2 separate regions of the Mus musculus genome follow, and region 1 is linked to region 2. Evidence: chromatin contacts called from ENCODE Hi-C or POLR2A ChIA-PET data. All regions are on one chromosome and are shown on one strand. The core of a region is the stretch at or near the end of the contact, and the rest is flanking DNA. Distances in the headings are between cores, read along the strand shown. Region 1 overlaps Zc3h12a (zinc finger CCCH type containing 12A). Region 2 holds the start of Meaf6 (MYST/Esa1-associated factor 6).

Evidence for each region. A loop is a pair of places that touch in the nucleus more often than their neighbours do. ChIA-PET counts read pairs that join two places held with the same protein, here RNA polymerase II (POLR2A).
Region 1: a map of heart shows a loop between it and region 2 (2.7-fold over the local background). The contact joins the enhancer-like site here to the promoter of Meaf6 in region 2. A Hi-C loop is called at or near these places in 1 of 37 maps with a recorded cell type or tissue (heart). POLR2A ChIA-PET finds 5 or more read pairs at or near these places in 3 of 5 experiments (Patski and embryonic stem cell).

What each region holds. Positions count from the first base shown.
Region 1 is chr4:125,119,915-125,126,360 of GRCm38, reverse strand. It overlaps Zc3h12a (zinc finger CCCH type containing 12A), which reads left to right. Exons shown (of 6, transcript NM_153159.2): 3 at 3,968-4,107; 4 at 5,255-5,489; 5 at 5,929-6,035; 6 at 6,217-6,446. Among named protein-coding and RNA genes, the nearest start is that of Zc3h12a, 4.7 kb to the left of the region's middle. Within about 2 kb of position 3,585, at least 1 of the 3 ENCODE cell types and tissues checked has a DNase peak (open chromatin) inside an H3K27ac peak, as active enhancers do; it is heart, where a contact is called at or near this core.
Region 2 is chr4:125,083,195-125,090,075 of GRCm38, reverse strand. Meaf6 (MYST/Esa1-associated factor 6) reads right to left here and starts at 4,915. Exons shown (of 8, transcript NM_001374123.1): 1 at 4,810-4,915; 2 at 3,816-3,931; 3 at 114-201. The coding sequence starts at 4,899.

The DNA of each region.
Region 1 (6,446 bases), core at 2,336-4,835, 38 kb before region 2:
AGCCTTCTTTGCCTGGAGTGTACCTTGTGCCATGGTCTATCCTTGCCTACGGCATGAGGCAGGACAGTATAAGGGATTAACCCGTGGGCCAGTCACTTAGCCAGTTGGGCTTTTTCTTCTCCTGTCAAACTTTCCACTCAGGTGGCCCCTGTGGGGAGAAAATTCATAGAACGTGGAGAGTTACAAGTACTCAGTGGAGCCGGGCGTGGTGGCACACACCTTTAATCCCAGCACTTGGGAGGCAGAACAGGCAGATTTCTGAGTTCAAGGCCAGCCTGGTCTACAGAGTGAGTTCCAGGATAGCCAGGTTCTATACAGAGAAACCCTGTCTCAAAAAAGAAGAAGTACTCAGTGGACAGATGTTATTCCATGACTTGAGTCTTCTGGGATCTCCTTGTCCCCGACTCGAGCTCCCACTGAAGCAAGGCTCATTAGTTATTCAGAGCTTCCTAGCCCTAACCAGCTGTGACCTTTTGGTCAGATCTGGCATCTTCAGATGCGTGTGTACGGGTAGCCTGATGCTCTGGGCTCAGGTGTGCTGTAATGAGAATCTATACTCCCTGAAGCCGCTCAGGCTGGCCTGACCTCTGGGGGTTCCCAGATCTCCTGCCGCCTTTGCATATCTCTCAAGGAATGGGGTGGGGTGGAGGCAGAATGGGAGCCAGGCTGCCTCTGACCTTAAGGAGCCCTGATTTCTCCCTTCTATCCAGGCCGCACCCTCCAGCTCTGCTTTCTCCCAGCTCCCTGCACAGCGGGCTGGTGAGTCAGGACTGGGTGGATAAAGTACAAGGAAAAGATCCTGTTGGCAGGGACCAGGGGAGACCCCAGCAAAAGAACAGGAAGAGGAGAAGTCTCCTTTCTAGATCCCCTGAGGGCTCTCCCAAGAGGACTGCCCAACTTGTTATGATGTCAGCTTCTTCGCCACCTGGCTCCTGGTCCTACCTACTCCCAGCCCAGCTGGGTCAAGTGAGCTGTCCAGCTGGTCCTGGCCCTACTTAGCTGGTTCATGGAGGCAGCCCTTCTCTACCACCTTTGGGTCTGTTGTCACATCTTTAAAATGGGCCGATCCTGGGCTGGAAGGCTGAGAAATGCTGGCTTCTCTGCCAGAGGGCAGAAGGGTCAACTGGTTACCTTCCGAGTCTCGAGTTCTCTCTGAGGTCCTGAATTAGGAGGGGGGTCTGACTTCCCCTGAGAGTCCTAGGCTGGGTGTTAGGAGTCTTGTGGGCAGCCATGTGCTCTGGGTATTTGTTTCTGGGCAGGAGGAGGAGGGGCCTGGGTGGGAGGAGGGGCAGTAGTGGAGGGGTTCAAGAGAGCTGATACCAAAGAGACAGACAGCCACTGTCTGCCCTCTTGCCTGCCTGCCTATCTGCTGGGGGTTTCTGAGCTAGGGTGGCCACGGAAGGGGAATTCCAGCCTCACACTTCCTGTCTCAGCAGCTGCTTGGTTCCTACCCTGCTGCTACACACACACACACACACACACACACACACAGACACACACAAGGGCAGGCCGGCTAACCCCCACCATATGCAAATCGTGGGGAAATTCACCTCTGTTTCCTTCTAAGGGAATTTTCCTCCACAGGAGTTAGGCCCAGCCCAGGTTGTTCTCTCCACCTGGGGAGGCTAGCCCTGCCTTGTCCTTGGGCAGGAATGGGAGCTTTCCAGAGTCACGGCCCTGTCAGGGTGGGGGGCCCTGAACTGTGGACCAGCAGGACTCTGTGGGTGGGAGGAAGTTGGTTTTCCTAGGCCAACCAGGCTTCCTGCATTGCAGTGAGCTGAATGAGCTGTCCAGGCGGTCTGGGCCTCAGGCCTCAAGGGCTCTCCCTGCCAAGAATAGGGCTCTGACTACCTGCTGAGGGAACTGTCCCAGTGCCAGCACTGCTGAGGGCAGACGTGTCCCCAACCTGGGTTTTAAATGCCCACAGGCGGTATACAGCCTAAGCACCCTGGCGTCTTGAGATCCTCCAACTTGTCTTTGCTGGTCCAGGGAGGGCTCGTGAGTCCACATGTGGACACTGCACGCTCAGGACAGCGAGCCATGGGGCAGATGCTTACCTCACACCTGAGCGAGGCAGTGTGATGGGACAGCAGTGGGCATTGTGAAGCCCCAGACTGGGCCCTGCCCTGGCAGGTGCGGAGGTGGGGTGGGGTGGAGTGGGGAGGGGTTCTCGGAGGTTTTGACATATCACTTGGCTTCCAGAAAGAAGAGAAGAATTGGCAGCAAATGGCTCATCATTTCTCTGTCTGTGGGGCGGGGAGGCATCTCCCTCTCCATATGCAGAACACACACCATCATTGATAATTGAGTTCAGAAACTGCTCTTCTCCCACATGAACTTTGGGTCTTCTGTAAGGGACAGCCAGCGCTCCAACCAGTAGCCCCACTCCCTGGTTCAGTTTTCACCACTTGGCAGTAGCCAGGGAACTTGTCCAAGTGACGGAAGTCTTCCTTTCTAGACAGAGTGATGGTCAAGGTGGACTCCGTGCCTTTCCCACCTATCAGGGCTGTTGGTACCTAAGCAACAACAGGGTAGTTCTGATCACTGGCTACTGTGTGACCCTAGTGACTACTAAGTTACCCTCTCTGGACCACAGGAGCGGAGGCAGTGTACTTCTGGTTTTGCTTGCTGATGATTCCGTGTAGAGCGCGGAATGGCCAGGTTTGCAGCTCCCTGTGAATGTTAACCGACTTATGAGCAAGCCGCCTGGGACCAGGAGGGCGCGAGGGCTCCCTTGGGGTGGGCTTTCTTCCTCTCCAACTCAGAGACCTCTAGCTAGACCTTGGAGCCTTGCCCTGAGATAGTGTCCATTCCCACTCTGTTCTCTTGGGGCTCAAGCTATCGCTCCCCCAAAGCCACCCACAGGATGTGGTCTGCCATGGACTTGCCTCTTTTGCGTAACATGTATTCTGTTTTATTTGCCAAATATGAGTCTGAGTCGCTCACTCTCCCCAGAGTAACAAGAGGCAGGGCTTTCTGGGGAGGGAGCCCCAAGCTCCAGTCCTCCTTCAGCACTCCCAGAAAATCCACCTTGCCAGCGCCTCTGGCCTCAAGCCTTAGGGAGCTCTGTGTCCCTGGGGTGAAAGAGCTTGTCTGCAAAAGCTGTCCACCAAGCTTGTGGGCAGAGACACAGACCAGGGCAAGCAGCTAGGCTGCTTCCGAGGAAAGCCGTGTTTAGATAGAACAAGGCCAGGGCCTGATGCCCCAGCCCTCCTGTGAGCAGAGTTCCCCAGTAATTTCCTGCCCATCATCTGCCAGGGGTCACGCCCTCCCTGGGGCGGGGGGTAGGGGAGGGCAGGGAGGGGCAGGGCAGTCTTTGCAGGGAACAGGCCTCTTAAGAGGAAAAGAGGTGGCCTTTCACTTTCACACGGAAAAGCTCCTGGTGCTGTTATTTCCTGACCCCTTGTGGAAGGACGCTCCCCGTGCCCCTGAGACCTCATGCAGACTGAACTTTAATCCTCAACAGTCTGGTTTCTCCTGCTTAACATGGCCGGTGCCTCCCTCCCCCGCCTCCCTTGCTGGTGCCTCCTTGCTGTGTAGTGTTGAGGGAAAGAGGTGACTCAGCCTGCATGTGCACATCCACGTCCCCGTGGTCCCTGCAGCTTGGGTGGGGCAGGATCCCCAAGTCTCCCATCACTTTTCCCCACCCCCAGGTATGTTGCAAATGGCCCGACCCTCCCCCTCTACGTGGGGAGCCAGTGTGGCTAGATTCCTGGGTGGATCCACGCTTTTAGGAGATGGAATCTTAGGGAAAGTCCCTTCCAGGGGCTGGCCATCAGGCACTGTGGGAACCGGCCCAGGGACAAGACCTTAGGCCCTACTGGCAGAGGGCCATGGGCTGAGTCCTACAGTTGCCCAGCAAGGCCAAGCAGGGCTAGATTGTGGCTCCCTTCTTACTTTTGCTCTGACCGGACTGACTACATACAGACTGGCTACTCTGTGAGCTAACCTTTCCCTCCTCTGCCAGCCATGGGAACAAGGAAGTCTTCTCTTGCCGGGGCATTCTGCTGGCTGTGAACTGGTTTCTGGAGCGAGGCCACACAGATATTACCGTGTTTGTGCCATCTTGGAGGAAGGAACAGCCTCGACCAGATGTGCCTATCACAGGTATGTATGCCCTCTGGAAGTAGGATAGCCTCACTCTACTAGGGACCCTGGTGCTTCCCCAAAGGGTCCTTAAATAGGGTCAGCACCTTCTAAACTGTAATGAGGACCAGCCTGTCTTTTTCAATTCTTGTTGCTTTCAGCAGCCCAGTTCAGGCAGGAAATGGCTGGAAGTCACCTTGTGTCGCTTTGGGATGCCTTCCTGATCCTATTGGAGTGGGGTGTCCCTTCTTCAACATCCCCGGTGGCAGAGGGACAGTGTAGCTTCATATTTGAAATTGTGGGTGCTGGGCCAAGAAGACAGGGTAAAGGGCTTGGCCCTAAGTTACTCAGGTAAGGGCTTCAAGTAGACATTAGCTGTGGGCTCTTCCATCTGTGAAATGGGACAGGGTAGAGGTGGCATCCTCCAAACACTGCTGAAGGAGCAGTTGAGAATGGTACAGAAGTGCTTAACTCAGTGCAGTGTGAAAGCTCGGCATAGTGTGAATGCCCAGCTGCGACCATTGCTCTCATGAAAGCCCCCACCTTGAGGAGGAGGGAGTGACAAGAGGCAGCTTTTTAAGAAGTCTGCATAGGCTGGAGAGATGGCTCAGTGGTTAAGAACACTGACTGCCCTTCCAGAGGTCCTGAGTTCAAATCCCAGGAACTACACGGTGGCTGACAACCATCTGTAATGGGATCTGATGCCCTCTTCTGGTGTGTCTGAGCTACAGAGTACTCTAAATAAATTATTAAGAAAAAAAAATAAGGTTGGCTTAGATAAAAACCATAGACTACATTTTAAAAAAAAAATAAAGAAGTCTGCAAATCAGGGCCATGCTAGGGGCTTCTAGGCCTTTTCTGAACAGAGCTGGGAGTGTTGTTTTGAGTGTGTAGAGGACAGGGCCAAGACACTTCTTCCTGGACCCCTGTGGTACAGGCAAGGCACACAGGTCGGAGGGGAAGTAGGAAGAGCCACTCTTGGCTCCGCACTCTTGCTGAATGTGATGGCCCTGCATAGAGATGCACTTGGTTTTCACACAGCTGGTTTCCGTCCTCTTGGAACTGGTGTGAACAGCCTCTCATCCCGGCCACTGTGAGCCATGGGACCCTGTGGGTCCATCTTAGGGTCTCCAATGGGCCCTGACCTGCAGCTCTGCTCATCCCCCAGACCAGCACATCCTTCGGGAACTAGAGAAAAAGAAGATCTTGGTGTTCACGCCATCCAGGCGGGTCGGCGGCAAGCGCGTGGTGTGCTATGATGACCGCTTCATTGTGAAGCTGGCCTTCGAATCCGACGGAGTGGTGGTCTCCAATGACACGTACCGAGACCTCCAAGGCGAGAGGCAGGAGTGGAAACGCTTCATCGAGGAGCGGCTGCTCATGTACTCCTTCGTCAATGACAAGTACGTTACTGCTGGGGACTGGCTCTGCTGGGCCCACAGGCTGGGCTGCAGCTTTCGGGGTGACATGAGTTGCAGGGAGAAGGCTAGGGACAGTGGAACTTTTTGATAGGGAGCCTGGGAGTTGAAGCTGGCCCGAGACAGAACCAATTCGTTCCTAGGTGGCTCTCTCAAGAAGGTCTATGGCCACACACATCCCAAGATACACTTAGCCTTCCTGATAGCCTCATAGTTCCCAGCCTAGGGAGTGCCCCGAAGGCGACCCTGGCCTATACCCTCTGGACTGAGGGATCCCCTCCTCCTCTGGGGTGACCCAACTGCAAACTCAGAAGACTTTAGGGGCATCCTGCAGACAAGCATCTTGGGAGCTGGCTATCTAACCCTTTCCTTGGTTCCTCTTCACGACTTCTGTTTCCTGAGCGTTCTGCTTCACCTACCACAGGTTCATGCCCCCTGACGACCCTTTAGGACGGCATGGGCCTAGCCTGGACAACTTCCTTCGTAAGAAACCACTGCCTTCTGAGCACAGGAAGCAGCCATGCCCCTATGGTGAGACCCAGCTCTGTCCTCAATAGTCTTACTTACCCTACCTTTCCTCTTGCCTGTCCCATCCCACTTAGGCCCGCCCGTGGCTTCCTTGTGGGGACCCCCTGTTCTAGACCACCTGAATCCCAAGTCTGTGCCTCGTCCTCGCTCTGACCCCATTTAGACACCCTCTCTGTTCTTGCAGGGAAGAAATGTACGTATGGAATCAAGTGCCGATTTTTCCACCCTGAGCGGCCAAGCCGTCCCCAGCGCTCTGTGGCCGATGAGCTCCGTGCCAACGCTCTCCTCTCACCTCCCAGGACTCCAGTCAAGGACAAAAGTAGCCAGAGGCCTTCCCCTGCCTCTCAGTCCAGCTCTGTGTCCCTAGAGGCTGAACCAGGCAGCCTGGATGGGAAAAAGCTGGGTGCCAGGTCA
Region 2 (6,881 bases), core at 3,666-6,165:
ACAAGAGACCATAGACCCCAAGACACCAACCCACACAGAGAGGAAGGGAAAGTCCACTCTGCTCAATAAAGGGCCACAGCCAGCCACACCCACCCTCCGCCACCGCCACTTACAGCAGCCGACGTGACTGAGGATTTGCTGAAGAGCCGTTCGGCCTCCTTGAACTTCCGGTTCCTCCGGTCGTTTTTGCTATTGGAGTTCCTAAAAACAGAAGAACTTTGGTGTTGTTGTTGTTATAGATTTTTTTATCTTATAGATTATCACTGTGTTTGTGTCTGATGTGGAGGGAGGGCAAGTGTGTGCTATAGGACACTTGTGGAGTGAGTTCTCTCCTGCTACCTCCAGCAAATGAACTCGGGTGGTCCAGCTTCGCAGAAAGCACCTTTACCTGCTGAGCCATCTGGCCATTCTTCTTCTAACCACGTTCAAACTCAGGAATGCCTCTGATGCCCGGAACTTAATGTCAAATGCCTACAAACGGTGATGCCTCCCACTCTAGGAGGTGAGATGATTTTAGATGCTTTATAAGCACTGTCAAGTGTATTTCTTTGATTGTGTGTGGGAGCCCCAGGGACACAGCTATGTCTTGCCTGGCATGAGGACACCAAGCAGCACTATCACGTAAGCGGTAGCCTGGCCTGCCCAACCCAGTCCTGCTCCCCACTCTGTGTTAGTGTGCATTTACAATAATGCTTACTGTCAAAAGGGACTAGTGCAGGGGCTGACAAGAGGGTAATGAGTGCTTGCTGCAAAGCTGGACAATCCCAATTCAGCCCTCAGCCCAGGTAAAGGTGAAAGAAAGGACCAATCCACAAAGCTGTCCTCTGAGCCACATGGTGGCACACACATACCCCAATACACATTCTACAGACACGTATGATAAATGACTTTGTTGTTGTTGTTGTTTTGAGACAGGATCTCACTATGTAGTCTTGAGGCTGGCCTAGAATTATATATGCAGACCAGACCTTAAACTCATATAGAAGTATATGAGCCTCTATCTCCCGAGTGCCAGGATTGAAATGTGTGCCACTCTGACAAGCAAGAAATTTTTTCAATCAAAATATGACTATGAAAAAATAAAATAAAATGAGGGCTGGAGAGATGGCTCAGCAGTTAAAAGCACTGGCTGCTCTTGCAGAGGACCCAGGTTTGATTCTCAGCACCTACATGGAGGCTTACAATTGTCTGTAACTCCAGTCCCAAGGGATCAGATGTTATCCTCTGGCCTCCAAGGGCACTAGGCCACACGTGGTACACAGACATACACACAGGCACAATACCTATATACATAAAATAAATAAGTAAATTGTTTAAAGTGCGTACAGCTGTGTGGGGTGCTGCGTGCCTTTAATCCCAGCACAGAAGAGGCAGAGCAGAGCTCTGGTAGTCGGATTTGTCCACAGGCACCTGTACTCACTAAACTGTCTAGCCAATATGAAGAAATGAACCTGGGCTGGAGAGATGGCTCAGCGGTTAAGAGCAGCGACTGCTCTTGCGAAGGTCCCGAGTTCAAATCCCAGCAACCACACGGTGGCTCACAACCATCTGTAATGGAGTCTGATGCCCTCTTCTGGTGTGTCTGAAGACAGCTACAGTGTACTCACATACATAAAATAAATAATTCTTAAAAAAAAAGAAATGAACTTTTACAGCAGAGCTATCATAGGACCACCCAACAACGTGTCACCCAATAAGACAGAGGTACAGAACCAGAGGGTCACAAGCTGGGACTCAGACTGGGGGTTCAGCTCAGCAGCAGAGCACTTGCCCAGCATGCTCAGCGCCCTGCGCTGTAGCCCCTGCAGCAATGGACAAAGAACAGAGCCCTTAAAGCAGGAGCCTGCAGGCCACGAGGACATTCACCTACAGTCCCAGCACTCGGGAGGCAGAGCCATGTGGATCTCTGTGAGTCAGAAGCCAGCCTGGTCTACACAGAGAAACCCTGTCTCCAAACAAACAAACAAACAACAACAAAATATTAATGAGACATAACTGCCGAAAGCCACTGGATCCAGGATCAAAAAAAGAGTAGCAAAGCATTGTGGGGCCAACCAAGGGAATCTGAAGGAATCCGTGTTAATGTTTAAGCTATAAGCATCCGAGTTATATGCAGAGATGCCTTGCTCTTCTCAGGAAGTAACTGATAATATATTTAGAGGCAGAGATTCGTGGTGTAAGCGCCTAACTCTTCAATGGTTAGCAGGGAGAGAAAGCACGGGCAAACAGCAATGTAACCACAGAGGAGGAGCAGGGAGGAGACCCTGTGACGGCGGAATGGGTCTGCATCTTTATACACACACTAATCAGAGGGCAGCTTTCCACCAGTGGCCCTTGCTTTCTACCTTGTTGAGACAGAGGCAATCTGGTTATTTGGACAGCACTACATAGTTCAGGCTGTCCTGCAAACTTCCCAAGTGAGCGATTCTCCTGTCCCCAAATCCCACCACATATGCTAAAATTCCAGACGTGCATTTACACATGTGTGTTAAATGGCAGGGGTGGGGGTGGGGGTGGGGGATGGTCCAAAAGTTCAGTAGACAGAGTCTAATCCCCTGGGGCTCCGTTACAGGTAGCTGTAAGGCACCTAACAGTGATGCTGGGAGTCGAACTCCTGTCCTCTGCCAGAGCAGTGTGTGCTCTTAACTGCTGAGCCATCTCTCCTGTTGCCAGTTGTGCCTTTTAACACAGGTTCTGGGAACTGAGCTCCGGTCATCAGGCTTGTACACCAAGCGCCTTTACTCACCGAGCAATATCTCCTGGGCCTGGTTTCACATCCTGTAGTTATACACATACGTTAAAATGCCATACCCACCCCCACCCCCACCCCCACACAGCCAATCTTGATTTCCTGATTTTGATGATACTCTATAGTTACGTAAAACGTAACCATCAGAGAAAACTACGTAAGCACACACAAGCCATGTCTATTGTTTGTACAGCTTTCTATCGCCATCTGTAAATTATTTCCAAACAAAAGGTTCTTAAGCACACAGAGAAGTTTTCGTACTTCAGAGAGAGCATGCACCCACAGTGAGTTAGCAACTCATGAATACATGGGAAAAACACTAACTGGTCATGCACATTCTCATCTCAGTTTTCCTACAGATTTGAAAAATTCCTCACAAGCGTAGGCATTTTTATACAATCGCATGACTGAGCTGACAGTGGTAACAATGAACTTGGAGGTAGAACAAAGATCGTAATGGCACAGCGTGGCTGATGAAAATGTGGAAGACAGTTCGGTCACAGGCTGTACTTCACTTACACCCACACATCCCTGCACCATGGGCCCTATTTTCTTTCATCACAAATACTGGCTTCCCCAAGGTTTCTCCGTGAGCCGTCAGAGTACAAGTTCAAGCTTAGACCCCATTCCACACTACGGCTCTACCATCTCCTTGCAGAGTAAATGCCAAAAGCAAATGTCCCAAGCTGGACATGACAGTCCATACCTTTAAATCTATCAGTCAGAAGTCAGAGGGAGAAAGAGCTATGTGATCTGTGAATCCGAGGCCAGCCTGCTTTACTTAGTGAGTTCCAGGCTAACCAGGGCTACATAGTAAGACCATGTTTTAAATCAAAACAAAAATCCTGCAGCCAAATATTAGTAGAGGATAAAATGGAGAGATACTATTAGATTTTTTTTTCTTCCAGACAGGGTTTCTCTGTATAGCCCTGGCTGTCCTGGAACTTACTCTGTTGACCAGGCTGGCCTCGAACTCAGAAATCTACCTGCCTCTGCTTCCCAAGTGCTGGGATTAAAGGCGTGCACCACCAGTGCTCAGCTAATACTACTAGATTTTGACACTCACTTTTGATTGGTCAAATACCGATCCCAGCCACGGATAATATTGCCATACATCTGAGTGTCTTCCAGGTAGCTTCCTTCAAAAGCATATATCTGTCTCTCCAAGTTTGCAAGTGTTTCCTAGGTGATGAAAACAGGGACAGGGAAAAACAAGCATTAAGCAAACTGAAATTCCGTCACAGACTTGTAAAGTCAAGCTTACCCACAATGAACCATTTCTGTGGAAGTGTAGGGGTGATGGACCCCTTTATAAATAGAATGAAATGTATAGTCTATCCTCAGAAAATGCACACACATGCAAGATTTTGCATCTACTTCAGAGGCAAAACCTAGCTGTCACGAGCAGGGATGAGACAGACCGTGAGCTGTCTCCATTCTCACTCACTAAATGTGTTGCTACCAGCAGCGAGAAGGGTGAACAGCTTTTCAAAAGCATCTCTTCTACATCAACTGCTTCCTCCCTGCTAGCTCTGGAAGGGCCGCCCGCAGTGGATGCCGGTTGCTATGGAAACCTGGAAGGGCAGCTTCAGGTGAGCTTTGCCTCCCGGATGCTCGCCGTAAAAGGCGGGAGCCTACAGGGCAGTCAGCAGGGTGCCGGCGGCTCCTGGTGCGCGTCACCAATCCAAATTCCCTAGGCTGCGTCTTGGGTCTCCCGCCAGCCCCGTTCCTTGGCATCCTCAAATACACCACATTCCCCGGCCATTGAAACGCGCCGCCCATGGAATCCATCGTGCATCTTCTCCAGGCCGGGGTCTAGCCGCCTCCTTTCCAACCGCTAACCCGACCTGAGCGTCGTCCCCGCCTCCTGCCTCTCGCCCTTCCCGCGCCCTCACCGCCCCGCCCCGCCCCACTGAGCGCAGGCCGGGAACCGCGCCGCCGCAGGGAACCGCGCCGCGCCCGGCCGCCCAGAGCGCCCAGACCCTGGCTGCCCGCCGTCCTCGCCTCCGGAGCTGCCTGCGAGGCCAAGTGGGGACGGCGTCCAGGCCTCGGCCACTCACCGCCAGCTCCTGCTTCCGCTTAACCAGCTCGGCCAGCTCCCGCCGGGTGTCTGGGATCTGCGGCGGCGCCGTCTTGTTGTGCATCGCCATGTTGGGCTCAAGCGGCGGCGGAGGCGGCGGCGCGCGACCAGTAGGCGGACCCTGCGCACTGTCGCCGCTGGCCGCCAGGGGGCGCGACCCCCCACACCGCGCCTGCGCGCGCGGCTTCCGGGGAAGCTGGCCGGCTCAGCGCGCGAAAGCCGGCGCGGAGAGGCGCTTGTACGTGTGGGACCTTCCTTGCTGCTCCACTGTGGGCCTCTGAGCTTAACAGACACCCACAGACATTCACTACATCGAGAACCCAGCTGCAGCATAGGCCTGTTGAGTATTCCATATGTCTCCCGGCAGACGAGGTCCTTGCAACACCACCCAACTGCAGGTGGAAAACCTGAGCAAGGTTCCGCCCACCAACCGGGTTGCAGAGAAGATCCCCAAACCAACATCTTGCTGGGTTTAGCACAGGCAAGCAGATCTCCTGTTGTACGTGGTTTGCCGGAGGGGAAGGATTATGAAAGAATTAGCTTCTATCTTCAGATCCAGAACTGTATCCAGGCTGGTATTGAACAGAAACAGACCGTGAGTTTATCGTCCTGCCTCTGCCTTCCCACTGCTGGGATTCCATGTGTTGAGCATGCCCGCTGTTAATAGGTGCTGGGGATGGATCTCAGGACAGACGAAGCAAGCACTCTACAGGTACACCCTGAGCCCACCTCTGCATTCTCAGTGCTCAGCAACGTCACTCGTAGTTTAGGTGGCGTTCTTTGCCCCCATGGGTGGATGTCCTTGGGTTTCTATGCCCTAGATGTATATTGTTCAACAGGTATGAGAAATTCTCAATTTTCTAAAACTCCTCTTGCCTAATTTTCTCTCTCACAAACCTCTTCACTAATCTCTTGTTCCTCTCCAGTAGTACATGCCTATAATTCTAGCACCCAAGAGGCCGCGGTAAAAGAAGCAGGAAGGTCAAGGTACTACATAGTATTTGGGCCAGTAAGACTATATAAGACAGTTTCACCACCACCCCCCAAAAAAGAAAGTCAAGGCTGTAGATGAAACTCAGTTGGTAAAATATCTGCCTAAGCCCAAGCTTGCACAAATCCCTGAATTTGAGTCTAGCATCTCTTCCTTTCCTGCCAGCCTGGCCCACAGAAGAACCTCCCAGGGCCAGGCATGGTGGCACATGTCTTTATTCCCAGCACTCAGGGGACTCGAAGACAGACAGGACAGCTGTTTTGAGGGGGAAAAAATCAAGATGAGCCTCAACTACACAGAGAATTTGAGGCTAGCCTAGGCTCAAAAAAATAACAATCAGACCTTGGAAATTTTCTTTTTATGTCTATGAGTGTTTTGCCTGCATGTATGTCTCTGTACCATATGCATGCAATTCCCAAGAAGACCAGAAGACATCAGATCCTCCTGGGACTGGAGGAATAGTTGTAAGCTGCCATGTGGGTGCTGGAGATTGAACCAGGGTCCTGGGGGAGAGCTCTGATCCATCCTCTCTCCAGCTTTTCCCCCTGCCCCGTTTTAATGACTGAGTCCCAATTTGAGATGCCCATATATTTATAGGTGTGAGATCATCCAATGGAAAGTGATCAACCTACCAGGGCCCACACCTTAAAGCTGACTCTTCCCCCACAGGAGTCACCCACTGTTGATAGCTTCTTAGCTAGGGATGGAGGCTTGGGCACCTCTCTCTCCTACATGCTGCCAAGATGACTGGCTTGATCTTAGGCCAGTCTTTTGTAAGCAGCTACAGCTGCTGGGCTCCTGAATACAGCAGCCCTGACCTGTCCATGTGGAGAAGGCACTGCTCACCTCATTCCTCCCCGACCTCTGGCTCTGGCCGTCTGAAATGGCCCCTAAGCCTTAGGGTGGTGGTCATGGTAAACATGTCGCCTTTGTGGCTCAGCATCCTTAGCTTTTTTTTTTTTTTTTTTTTTTTTTTTTTTTTTTTTTTTTTTAGACAGGGTTTCTCTGTGTAGCCCTGGCTGTCCTGGAACTCACTCTGTAGACCAGGCTGGCCTCGAACT